Linked DNA regions of Homo sapiens: region 2 is linked to region 1. The links are chromatin contacts, found by Hi-C in ENCODE. All regions are on one chromosome and are shown on one strand. Each heading gives the region's core, a stretch centred on a gene start or an enhancer-like site at or near the end of the contact. The rest is flanking DNA. Distances are from core to core; before and after follow the strand shown.

Region 1 (6,535 bases), core at 2,591-5,090:
GGGAGCAGTGGCTCACGCCTGTAATCCCAGCACTTTGGGAGGCTGAGGCAGGCGGATCACCTGAGGTCAGGAGTGTGAGACCAGCCTGGCCAACATGGTGAAACCCAATCTCTACCAAAAATAGAAAACTTAGCCAGGCATGGTGACACATGCCTGTAATCCCAGCTACTCAGGAGGCTGAGGCAGGAGAATCACTTGAACCCGGGAGGTGGAGGTTGCAGTGAGCTGCTGAGATTGTACCACTGCACTCCAGCCTGGGTGACAAGAGCGAAACTCTGTACAAAAAAAAAAGAAAAGAAAAAAAGAGAGAGAGAAAGCCAGGAGAAGAACTGAAAGTAGCAAAGAAGAAAAAGAAGGAATCCACCTCTCTTCCTTTTCTTCACTTGGCTCCTAGGACACCATAGTCTCTCTTTTCCTCTATTTCACTGTCCACTCCTTAGTCTTCTTTGCTGTGATGTGAAGTGAAATAACTGCCCAATAGACTTGGCATCATGGAGGTCATCCGTGATCCTGAGAAGAGTAGTTTCAGTCCAGTGACAGAAATGAACGTCTGATTGGTGTGAGATCAAGAGAGAACAGGAGGGCCGGGCATGGTGGCTCATGCCTGTAATCCCAGCACTTTGGGAGGCTGAGGCGGGTGGATCACCTGAAGTCAGGGGTTCGAGACCAGCCTGGCCAATATGGCGAAACCCCGTCTCTAATAAAAATACAAAAATTAGCCAGGCATGGTTGTGCACACCTGTAGTCCCAGCTACTCAGGAGGCTGAGGCAGAAGAATCGCTTGAACCCCGAAGGCAGAGGTTGCAGTGAGTCGAGATCACGCCATTGTACTCCAGCCCGAGCGACAGAGTGAGACTCCGCCTCAAAAATAAATAAATAAATATAAAAAGAGAACAGGGGGTGTGCACATATAGACAGTACATAGAGGTAACTCTGAGATGTCTGCATACAAGGAAGATGGCAAATGGAGTAACAGTGCAGGAGGATATGGGGTCAAGGGGGCACAGACGCAGAAGTATACATATAAAGACAGGAGGGAGGACACTTTTTTGTGCTGAAGTGAATGATTTAGAACAGAGCAACAACTTGATAAGCAGGAGATGGGGTAATTTTAGAAACAGTCATTAAATAGCCTAGAGGGGAAGGGAACCTGGTGCCACATGGAAGGATTTGCCTTAGACAGGAGCAGGAACAGTATATCAGGTGACAAGAGAGAAGGCAGCGTCTGGGTGGAAAGGTAGGCAGGATGGAAGATATGATGGTGGGAAGAGGAGGTAGTTCTTGTCAAATTGCTTTTATTTTCTCAGTAAAATAAGCAGCAAGTTTCTCAGCTCAGAGTGAGGAAGGGAGGGGTGTTGGAAGTTTGAAGAGAGAAGGTGCAATATAGTCATTTCAGCGTGTGGGAAAGTAAACTGACGAGGGAAATGCACACGGACAGTGTTGAGAGCCCACTTGAGATGTATGATCATAAATTTAGAGTGACAACAGTTAGCCCTGTCATTTTTGTCCAGTGTGTTAAGCTGGACAGAATCAAGAGTTTGGCCAGATGGTCCCAGGAATGAGAGAGTAGGGGGAGGTGCATGCGAAAGAATGATATAGTGGAAGACCATGAAATCTTAAGGTGGGTAGGAGAGATGTAAGAATGAAAGGTCAATGACAGACAGTGAAAAAGTAGACTGGAAGTCAAAATAGGGTCAAAGAATTGTTCAAATGTGGTTATTTGAGCAAATAAGCTGGGAGAGAAAGAAGTGTTGGTCAGGAAGGAGGATGATGGTCGGAGGTGGTGCTGTTATTTGGTGATGAAAAGATTGAAGATACCCATGTGACAGTGGGGTGGAGGAAAAAAATGATTGCTGTTCAGGTACCAGGGTTTCAGATAGGTCATTAATCTATTGGGATGCTAAATTCACCAAAAATGTTAATAGGAGTTGGGTGGAGGTGGGGGACTGTGAGTCAGGTGCTAGAATCTTCGGGGAATGAGGGGGAGTGCAGGAGAGCCTGCAGATGACAGCCACAAAGCGGAGGTGGTATAGTCTGATGGCAGGTACTTCAAAGCAGCTGGGGTGGAGGGGGAAGAAAGAAGAGTCTATCTTGGTGAATAATTCTCCTGCCAAGGGTTTGTTCTGAATTCCACTCTCTAGTATCTCACCAAGCTTCCTTCCCTCTTTTGGCAGCTGAGAGGCCATCCAGGGTAAGGATTTTTTCAGGGTCGTGGGGTCAGAAGGAAACCAGCAAACAGTCAGGACTTTTATTCCCTCTTCTCTGCTACCAAAATACCAAGGCAGTGTTTTGGGTATTTAAAAGAACATTTTAAATGTCCTTGTTTGTTTCTGCCTCTGTGCAACATTGTGCTGGGAAGGACAGGGAGCTGGTAACCATGGCAGTGGAGCAGAGGGTGGTGGTGAAGAGGTGGTTTTTAAATGGGGTGAACTTCAGGCAGGCGGCACCCAGAGCTGGAACCCCCACGGCCTCCTTGGAGTCCTTTGTTCATTCAGCTTACTTAGGGAGAGAGCCTGCATTCTTCCCCGCTGTGAAGCAAGCTTTGAAAGGAAAGGTTTTGCCAGACTCCATAAGGAGAGGGTGTGTCCCTAGGAGCAGGTTTTGGGGTTCTGCCTGAAAACCTTGGTCGGCAGAGAATTTTGGGCACCCTGTTACGAACAGGACAGTCTGTGATGGCAAAGAAGCCAGCTCTGCAGCATCCTGGATGCAGAGTTCTTACACACCGTTAGCTGTCTCACCACTTCTCCCTGGACAGGTGGCCACTCGTGGGGGTGGCCCAGAATCCTGGCCAAAAAAGACAGCCAGGCAGGGCCCCCACAGGAAGGTAGCTGGCAGGGGAGTCAGGAGGAGAGGAAGGGGGAGGGAAGCAGTCACCTCTTCCACGTTCCTGGATAGGGAGCCTTAAGACCCTTTTCAGGACAAATAAGTGCCCCCCAAAAAGCGGACACAGGGCAAGGCAGGACAGGACAGGGCAAACCTGGGGCACAGCTCGGGGCCAGGGAAGTCCCATGACTGCAGTGTTCAGCTGCAGGTTTCCCAGCTGCTCTGGGCGGGAAGCGGCGCCGGGAGATGGGGGCGGGGAGAAGGGAGGGGAAAAGAGGAGGAGGGAAGTAAACAGGAGACCACAGAGAGAGCCAGTTCCCGGCGTTCAGAGAACACTAGCCGCCTCCGGTCCCCGGTGGGTGGCTGTATGTGTGGAAATGAAACTGGGAGGAGGAGGGAGAGAGGGAAGAGCGGGCACGCACTTCTCGGCTGTCATCCACCTTGCCTCTTCCGACCCTCCAGCCCGCTCCCCACCGGGGTAGGGGGTTGGGGGAGGTGGGAGGAAAACAGTTCAGCAAACGCCCACCTCCAAGTACCAGTAGCTGGTTCAGCTGTCGGTGAATCAGACACTGTCTCAGCAGCTTGTCACCTGCGCTTGGGAGGGGAACAGAGGGCAACCTTGGAACTTGGGAGGGGGAGGTTGGGAAAGTGCAGGATCCAGCACTGGGCCTGGGCCTGGGCGTAGGGGTGACGCCTACGGCTCGGAAAAGGGCTATCCACCTCCCTACACCTACACACGTCTCGACCCAGTACCCGGACGCCGAGTAGAGGGGGTGGGACAAGAGCATGGGGGCCGTACAGAAGGGGGAACTGGAAGAAGGGGAGGGGAGAATGGGTTGGGGGTGTGCTGCGGCGGGAAGCGCTGGGTGCCGGGCGGGCGCGGCCGCGGGGAGAGCTGCTGCCCGGTGCCTGCCCGCGCGAGGTTATGCGAGGTAACCGAGCGGAGAGGAGGAGGGAGGCGGCGGGGGCCGCGGGCCGGGGTGTCTGGCACTCGTTGGACAAAGAGATGATGAAACGTGAGCGCTATATTTACCAAGGGGGTGGAGACGGGGCGGGGGGGGCGGAGAGTAAAAAGGACAAACTGTTCCACAACAACCACAGGAAACACAGCCCATTCTGACTCACTGGGAGGGCCACACCGAACCCCTCGCAGGCTTAGCCTGAAGGCAGACGCGGGGCGCAGGTGCTCCCGGGACCGGACCGAACCTGGGCTGGGGCTGGATTGATTTATAAATAAAGGCACATTCGATCCAAGAGTGCGTGTGTGCGTGCGTGTGGTTCTTGTGGGGTAGGGGAGAGCACGGAATGGCAGGAATGTTTCCTAACCCCTTGGCCGGGCCATCGCGGGAGAGATCTGCCGGCAAACTCTGGGAGCGCAATTCCTGCAAAGTCATCTCCTCCCGCACAGCCTGGCCGGCCTGCCCGCCACGCCCCGCCCGGGGACAGCAGCACCCGCCTCCCCCACTCCCTCCCCACCCCCGCAGCCCATGGAGTTGGGGTGCGGTGCTTGCTATGTTTAGAAGCTGATGTCATCTCGACACCCTACTCTGCAGTGTTCCTAGGAGGACCGCAGGGCAGGTTTTCCTCTTCCTCGCGGGCGTGGGGGATGGAAGGTGGCCAAGGTGCCCTGCCCTCTCCCCAACACAGGAACCCCACACCCATCTACCCGGGAGATTAAAAGAAAAAAAAATGCAACACCGCCAGAGTTATGAAACAGGGTGGCGGGGGCGGTACGTGCACGCGGAGAGCGCAAAGCAAGGGCCTGGGCCGCGCGGGGCTCCCCCCCGGTCCCCGCCCACTCCCACCCCCGCGCTCCCGGGTGCAGGGGCTAATTTCAAGGTTAGCTCACGTGGGCGTGGGCGCCCGGAGCTCCTTGCACGAGTTTGGGGCGGGTTCCTGGTCCCCCAATCTAGGGCAGTTTGTTCAACTGCAGTAAAGGGAGCTTGATGTTCCAGCAGGGAAGGGATTTCTGAGAACTGGGACTGTCCTCAGATGAACTCGCCTCCTCAGGCTGCTGCGGCGGCGGCCGCCTGCGGAAGACTTTTTAAAAGGGCGATGCCAGGCCGGGGCGCGCGGTCCACGAGTGGCTGAGTCGCCCGCCAGTCCGCGGCCGGAGCCGAGCGCCCGCCCCCGAGCGCGGGTGATTCACCGAGTGCCGCGCTGGGCCGGTCGGAGCGCGGGGGGCTGCGAGCTAAACTTATCCTCCTGCATATGCATGAACGGGCGGCCTTTCTGCGCTGCAGAGGAGAGGGCTGGAGTTTTGCGGAAGGCTGCTAAGTGGGGCGGGAGCAAAGTAGGGCGGCGTGCAAGTTTTCGCGCTTGCCTGAGCGCCCTTCCCCCTCCAGCCCCTGGGTGTTAGCTGTCATTATGGCCACGGGCGTTCCACCAGATCGGGCTTTACCTGATTGTATTTCAAAATCCAGGAACATCGCCATTGTTGGAAGCTTTATCCCTTTAGCCTCTCCCCTCCTCAAGCTCGCCTCCTTCTCTAATTCCCCTGCTTTCAACAAAATGAACACTGGTTTCCTCCACATATGTTCCGTGTGCCTAGGTGGGGTCGCTGGAGCTGGAGGGGCTGGGCCCTGAAAGGGAGAGGTCTGGATGCAGCCCAGAATGAGGTCCAACACGTGATCCTCTACCCCCAGTGGGCCATCTGTTCTCCTCCTTCCTTCCCGCCTGGAGGCTGGCAGTTCTGCCCGGCACGGTCCACCCCTCCCAGCAGGAAAGAGTGAGAAAAGCCAGAACTGGCAGAACCCAATACCTACAGAGTGTGATTTTAGCCTGAACTTCCCTGGTCCTTGAGCAGGGGTGACACCCGGCAATCTGTATTTTAAATCGAGCGCCAGGTGATTAGCTCCACCCTGCAAGGTGGGGAAACCCTGCCTTGGGGCACAGTTTGAATAAAAATCTCCAGGGGAGGGGCCTGGGAATCTGTGCTGCATATGCCAGGAAGTACCTTACTCCCCGCTAGGGTGAAAAATTTACCTTGGGCCAGGCGCGGTGGCTCACGCCTGTTAATCCCAGCGCTTTGGAAGGCAGAGGTGGGCGGATCACCTGAGGTCAGGAGTTCGAGACCAGCCTGGCCAACATGGCGAAATCCCGTCTTTACTAAAAATACAAAAATTAGCCGGGCATTGTGGCGCATGCCTGTAATCCCAGCTACTGGGGAGGCTGAGGCAGGAGAATCGCTTGAACCCTGGAGGCGGGGGTTGTTGCAGTGAACCGAGATCGTGCCATTGCACTCCAGCCTGGGCGACAGAGCGAGACTGTCTCAAAAATAAATAAATAAATAAAATAATACAATTTACCACGGAAAAAGAATAGGTTATTTGAACCCCCATTCCACTTTCTACAAACCAGCTTGAAGAAAGAAAAATCGAGACTATAAAATTAAGGAAGGGATTTTGAACACATTTATATTTGTGTCTGCTACCCATTAAATGTTGATTTAAGGTTTTCTGACCTTCACTGCCATAAAGAGCAGTATTTGTAGATGTACAGCAGATGAGATGGTATTTAAAGAACCCAAGTCTTGCCCCAGTTTTTTTCTCTAGGATTTTTTTTCTTTTGTTTTAGATCCCTTGAGTGTTTGGAGTTTGGGAGGAACTATTGGAGATTTATTAATCTAATCTCATCAATTTACAGATAAGGAAATAGCTCCCAGAGATTGTCTGAGGTTAGAGTTTATCTCAGACCCAAAGGCCAGCTCCTC
Region 2 (6,535 bases), core at 2,925-5,424, 2.1 Mb before region 1:
TTCTGACCTCAAGTGATCTGCCCGCCTGGGCCTCCCAAAGTGCTGGGATTACAGGCGTGAGCCACCGCAACTGGCCAAGGATTTTTTTGTTTTTCATGTGAGCAAGGAGAGAGATACAACAGTTCAAACTGTTTCCCTTTCTTTCAGTGATGATCCATCCACTGAGCCTTGTCATCTACAACAAGCTCTGCGTTTGTCAGTCCCAGATGGCCTTTGATTGGCTGAGTGTCATCTGTGTTTCTTTCTGGGTGGAATATTGAGTAATAAAATCTCAAAAGAAATTAACTTATTCACACTGTTGTTAAAGCAAGACATTGGTCTCGCCCTAAACTTCCCATCACACAAGCCTAAGGCATCTGACTCAGTACTTACAACTGCCCTGAGGTAATGTAGTATCTGGTTCACTTTTTAGCCAATGAAGCGTGCTGTGGAGGACAAAGAGCAGCAGAGGCAGGAAGCAGTGACAAGGAGTGAGCTGGGAAATTCCAGCTGCCCTCCTGTCCTACTTACAAGGAATAGGTATGACTCATTTTTAAGATGCAAACAGATGCTGACTTGGCTAACAAAATCCTATGCAAAATGTAACCTCTCTAAGACCTTGTTTCCTTTTCTGGAAAAAATAAAACAGATAAGCTATTATATTTGGACACCTGGATACTATTGTTAAGTACCGGTTTAAAAGAATAGGCATACATGTATTTGTTTTGAATATGCCCTTTCTTATGTCCTTGAAGCCGGCCTTCTGGACCGTATCTTTCTATCAAAGACAAACTCTACAAGAAAAACCTCCACAATCCAGGCTTGGGCTGTGCAGGTGTGTGGTGATCTGCTCCTTAGAGATATGTGGAATTTTCCGGTAACGACGCTAATTAGTATATCCTCGTGTCCACCACCACATAGGATTCCAAACATCTGGTTTATAATCCTGGCTCTGCACTAAATGGCTATGTGGCCTCAGTTTTCTCACCTGTAAAATCAAGAGGTTGGTCCCTTAAGATTTCTCTCTCTTCTCACTTCTTTACTGTTTTATAATTCTAGGACTTAAAAAAATTGAGAATGCATACCTATCTTTTCCATTTACTTATCTACCATAAGAATGAATGCTTATATGGGATACAACATTTTGTGTTTATCGGTTTTCTTTCATTGCAGGGAAAGGAAGGCATGACTGGGGTAATACTGGGTCAAGGATAAGATATAACATGTATTAGAGTTAACAACTATTCCTCGCTTACCTCATTGGGTTGTTATAGTGATCAAATGAGATCGCATCCTTGAGAAGTTTATCATGTATTATTAGTCTCTATTAAAATGTGGTTAATATTACTAGTAATAAAAGTGAACATTTATCTAATAAACATTGGTCAAACACCTTCTACATATCAGGCACTATGGTAAATACTAAAAAGACACTGATCCTGTTTTTCAGGCTCAAAGGAAGTCAAAAGAGCTCAGATAAATTGATGACAATATTTACCCTTAAAATTATTTTTTTCCTTTTTGAGACGTTTGGGCAGAATAAAGGCACAAATTTCTACATGCTATTTTCTTTCTCTATTTTCAAGTACTATGCATCTTTTTAAGTGCCCCATTCTAAACCTGAAGAAAAAAACGACATATCTAAGATTCTGCAAAAGCTCAACTGATTTCAGGCTAGGTGAAGAAATAAAAGATGCTACAGTCTATTAACTGTTGGGACCAAGTATAGTGGCAAGTATTTAATGGGCTCCCCAGCACTGACGAGTGAAAATGGATGATGATAACCTCACTGCAAAGGGTAATAGAAGACTGACCTTGGGCTATGAAAAATGTGTTCTGTAGACTTGTGGCTGCAATTTCAGAGCCCATGATGCCCCTTTCTCACTTTATGCTTCAGTAGCAAAGCATTTACCGGCTTTGAGTTCTTTTAATATAATATGCTGTTTCAGGCCTCTATACATTTTTTTTTTATTCTCTGTTCTTAGCCTGGAACAAGTACAGTTGACTCTGAACAAGTCAGGTTTGAACTGCATGGGTCCACTCATATGAAGATTTCTTTCAACGAAAGCTACCCCGAGTGTGCCTGCCTTTCCTGCCTCCCCTTCCACCTCCTGCACCTCTACCATCCCTGCCACCCCTAAGACAGCAAGGCCAGTCTCTTCTCTCTCCCCCTCCTCCTTCAGCCTATTCAACTTGAAGATGACAAGGATGAAGAGCTTTATGATGATCTACTTCCCCTTAATGAACAGTAAATATATTTTTTCTTCCTTACAATTTTCTTAATAGCATTTTCTTTTCTCTAGCTTACCTTATTGTAAGAATACAGTGTATAATACATAAAACATACAAAATATGTGTTAATAAACTGTTTATGTTATTGGTAAAGCATCTGGTCAACAGTAGGCTGTTAGGAAAGTGTGAGGGTAGTCAAAAGTTAAGCTCAGATTTTTGACTACGCAAGGGTCGGCATCCCTAAACCCCAAGTTGTTCAAGGTCAACTATAATTCCCTATTACTCCTCACTCTTCCTCCCTCCTTCCTCCTCTTCTTCCTTATCCCTTCTCCTTCATTTTCCCCACAGGCTAACTGCAACTCAGCCCACTTCATTTCCTAATTTTTCCTCCTCCCTGCATCCCCCCGAGTCTTTGTGAGATGCTCTTCCCTTCACTCCTGCCAGCCCTATGGCATCATGGCATTATCATGGTGTATGGAGAACTTCTGTCTTATCTGTTTCTCCCACTAACCCAGTGGTTTTCAACTGGAGACAATTTTGCTCCTCAGGGGACATTTGGAAAAGTCTGGAGACATTTTTAATTGTCACTTCTGGGGAAGGGGGTTGATACTGTCATCTACTGAGTAGAAGCCAAGGATGCTGCTAAACATCCTACAGTGCACAGGACAGCCCCTCACAAAAAAGGATTATCAGGCCCCAAAGGCCAATAGTGCTAAGGTTGAGAAACTGCACTAGGCTGAGTTCCTTTAAAATATGACCCTATTCAGCGCTGTTCCAGCAGCTCCACAGACAGTGTCCAGTGCCCAGTAGGAAGGAATCCAAACAGTTTTAATATTACATTTGAAATTTTAATTGAAAAACTCTTCTGACAGCTGTATGTTATAACTAATAAGCAATATGACCACATACCACAATTCAAAGGAAAACCAATATCCAGAGGTAAAGGTGGCTTACACCCATCAGTCTTTGACACTTCCTCCTATCTAGTTCTCTGTATTTCTTCCCTTTCTCCTTTTCTCTTGTCCCTGTGCTCACTGTCCCCCTTTACTGTCATGTTTGTTTGAATTCCACTTCAAAATGGGAATTTGAACAGAGTGCAATAAATTGTCCCACATTTGTTTATTTTAGGAAATCATTGCATTTAATTTTAACATTTAAACATATCAATTAGGCCAGGTGCGGTGGCTCACGCCTGTAATCCCAGCACTTTGGGAGGCTGAGGCGGGCGGATCACGAGGTCAGGAAATCGAGACCATCCTGGCTAACACGGCGAAACCCCGTCTCTACTAAAAATACAAAAAATTAGCCGGGCGTGATGGCGGGCGCCTGTAGTCCCAGCTACTTGGGGAGCCGAGATCGCGCCACTGCACTCCAGCCTGGGAGACAGAGCAAGACTCCGTCTCAAAAAAAAAAAAACTTATCAATTACTGGGTGACATGCTGTGCACTGCAAGAAAAACAAAGATAAATAGGAAACTGGGACTATCCTAACTGGGGGAGATTTCTGTAGCAGTAGAAAAGTAGAGGAAATATAGTTTTATTTCACTAATGTGATTAGGGAATATCTCATGGAGAAAGTCTTCGATTTAGGTCTTCACACATGTTTCATAAAGAATGTTAACACACCACACATAGGTAATAATGTTGTCTTTCCTTACCTGGCATCATTATGAGGGCCACTTTTTGGGGCAATGATTCCTAAATTTCAGCAACTCCTGGAGGGCTTGTGAAAGAAAGCACAGATTGCTGGGTTCTGCCCTCATAGTTTCTGAGGCAGTAGGTCTTCGGTGAAATCAGAAAACTGGTGTTTCTTTTTTCTTTTTTTTTTTGTGACGGAGTCTTGCTCTGTCACCCAGGCTGGAGCGCAATGGCGTGATTTCAGCTCACTGCAACCTCCGCCTTCCGGGTTCAAGCGATTCTCCCGCCTCAGCCTCTGAGTAGATGGGAAACAGTCGCGCGCCATCATGTTTTTGTAGAGGCGGGGTTTCACTCTATTGGCCAGGCTGATCTTGAACTCCTGACCTCAGGTGATCCGCCCACCTCAACCTCCTGAAGTGCTGGGGTTATAGGCGTGAGCCACGGCGCCTGTTTGTTTTTTTTTTTCTAATCAGAGGTTTTGCTCTTGTCGCCCAGGCTGGAGTGCAATGGTGTGATCTTGTCTCACTGCAACTTCTGCCTCCCAGGTTCAAGTGATTCTCCTGCCTCAGCCTCCCAAGTAACTGTGATTTCAGGTGCCCGCCACTACACCCGGCTAATTTTTGTATTTTTAGTAGAGGCGGGGTTTTGCCATGTTGGCCAGGCTGGTCTCAAAACTCCTGACCTCAGGAGTTCGGCCTCCGAAAGTGCTGGGATTACAGGCATGAGCCACTGTGCCCGGCCTAGAAAACTGGTGTTTCCAACAAGTCCTTTGGTGCTGCTGGTGCTACTGCGGGCCTTCTGAGGAGACTTTGAGAACCGCTGCATCAGGATTATCAGCCTGGTAACTCCTGGCCGAAGAAATGCACACCCTTCATTTGGCTAAAAGAAAGAATTTCCAATATTCATAAAGAAAACACAACTTGTGGGTTCTCCAAGCAGGAGAGGAAAAATCATGTTCCAGTCTATTCCTGTAACTAATGAAGGGCTCAGGTTTCAAAGGTAAGTTAATTGTCAGACCCACTTTATTGTACCCAGTGTCCTTGGGAAACATAATTATTTATTGGAAATATGTCACAACTAACATAAGTCTTAAAAATTTGTTAAATTAGAAACAAAATATTGTATTTGCTGATATGTTAAAACATAAGGGCCTAACATTTAGAATTGCACTTCTCATACTCACAACATGTACTCAAAATGCTGTTAACATCTACTTTGATGATTGTTTTGGGTTTACTTGAATCTAATGTTTCCATTTAATAATTCCTTTTTTTTCCCCTTTCCTTTTTTCAATCAATCCTTTCTCTTTTCTATGTTCTATATTCATGTTATCTTAGAATTCCATTTTGGCCTTCTAGGTTCTTTACTTCTTCCTCCAGCCTGTCATTTTCATGTCTTCAGTGATTTCTCAGACTTCTCACAGAAAGTTAACCATTTTTGTGCATCTTGAAACTTTTAACCTTTGATTTGAAGATAAATGCTAATAAATAAATATAATTCTTATGAATACATTATGCACAATGTTAAATTCAAAATGACTGACATGTTTCATGCTGTGTGCTATAGATATGCTAAACTTCATTTCAAACAGACTAAATAAAACACATGGAACTACATGCACTTTTTGTGAACAGCATCTTCATACCTGTTGTTTGTTAATGTCAGCAATTATAAGCTTATAGGTGTGTTTTTCAAGTGATCACTGAAAATAAATGTAGTATGTCTATTGGCAGAACCACTCACACCTACTAATTATTTGAAAAACATGCTCAAACACACAGTAGTGCCTTCTAGAGAAAGCATAGTATAGTCCTCCCTCATTTCCAAGGACAAGAATTCATTTCTTTAAGCTTTCTTCACGAAAGAATGCAATAAAAGAGGAGGAAACTGGGACTTGATTGAAGAAATATCTCTACTGGGAGCATGAACTAATAATGAGTGACTCTAAGAAATCTCTCACAGGCATTTTTATTTTTGGCTTTTGTTGTTGTTGTTTGGTTGGTTTTCATTTGTTTTTTATTTTTATTTTTTATTTTATTTTTATTTTTTGAGGCAGAGTCTCGCTCTGTCACCCAGGCCAGAATGCAGTAGCACTGTCGTGGGTCACTGCAGTCTTTGCCTCCCAGGTTCAAGTGATTCTCCTGCCCCAGCCTCCTGAGTAGCTGGGATTACAGGCACCTGCCATCATGCCCAGCTAATTTTTGTATTTTTGTAGAGACGGGGTTTCACCATGTTGACCAGGCTGGTCTTCAACTCCTGACCTCACGTGATCTGCCTGCCTCAGACTCCCAGCTGTTTTTTTATTTTTTAATTTTAATTTCATTTTTTATTTTTTGGGGGACAGGGTCTCACTCTGTCACTCAGATTGGAGTGCAGTGGTGTGATCTCAGCTCACCGCAACCTCCGCCTCCTGGGTTCAAGCGATTCTCCTGCCTCAGTCTCACGAGTAGCTGGGATTACAAGTACACACCACTACCGCCCAGCTAATTTTTGTATTTTTATTAGAGATGGGGTTTCACCATGTTAGCCAGACTGGTCTTGAACTCCTGACCTCAAGTGAGCCACCCACCTCAGCCTCCCAAAGTGCTGGGATTACAGGCGTGAGCCACCGCGCCCAACCTGTTTTTTCTTTTTACCGTCACTAAAACAAAGGCAGCACATGCAATTGTCAGTGCCATTTGGCATCT

Evidence for each region. Hi-C counts contacts between places; a loop is a spot of excess contacts on that map. Pooled maps may share reads with other maps.
Region 2: a map of CD4-positive, alpha-beta memory T cell shows a loop between it and region 1 (6-fold over the local background). The contact joins the promoter of TMC1 here to the enhancer-like site in region 1. A Hi-C loop is called at or near these places in 3 of 168 maps with a recorded cell type or tissue (CD4-positive, alpha-beta memory T cell and naive thymus-derived CD4-positive, alpha-beta T cell) and 9 of 50 pooled maps.

What each region holds. Positions count from the first base shown.
Region 1 is chr9:70,417,501-70,424,035 of GRCh38, reverse strand. All of the region lies in intron 1 of KLF9-DT (KLF9 divergent transcript), which reads right to left. Among named protein-coding and RNA genes, the nearest start is that of KLF9, 6.1 kb to the right of the region's middle. RefSeq lists silencers at 3,593-3,682, 4,613-4,662, 4,763-5,072 and an enhancer at 4,510-5,231. Within about 2 kb of position 3,840, at least 40 of the 41 ENCODE cell types and tissues checked have a DNase peak (open chromatin) inside an H3K27ac peak, as active enhancers do.
Region 2 is chr9:72,519,247-72,525,781 of GRCh38, reverse strand. TMC1 (transmembrane channel like 1) reads right to left here and starts at 4,174. Exons shown (of 24, transcript NM_138691.3): 1 at 3,869-4,174. LOC101927234 (a long non-coding RNA gene) reads left to right here. Exons shown (of 3, transcript XR_001746721.3): 2 at 413-519; 3 at 1,965-2,364. RefSeq lists enhancers at 1-469, 470-1,031.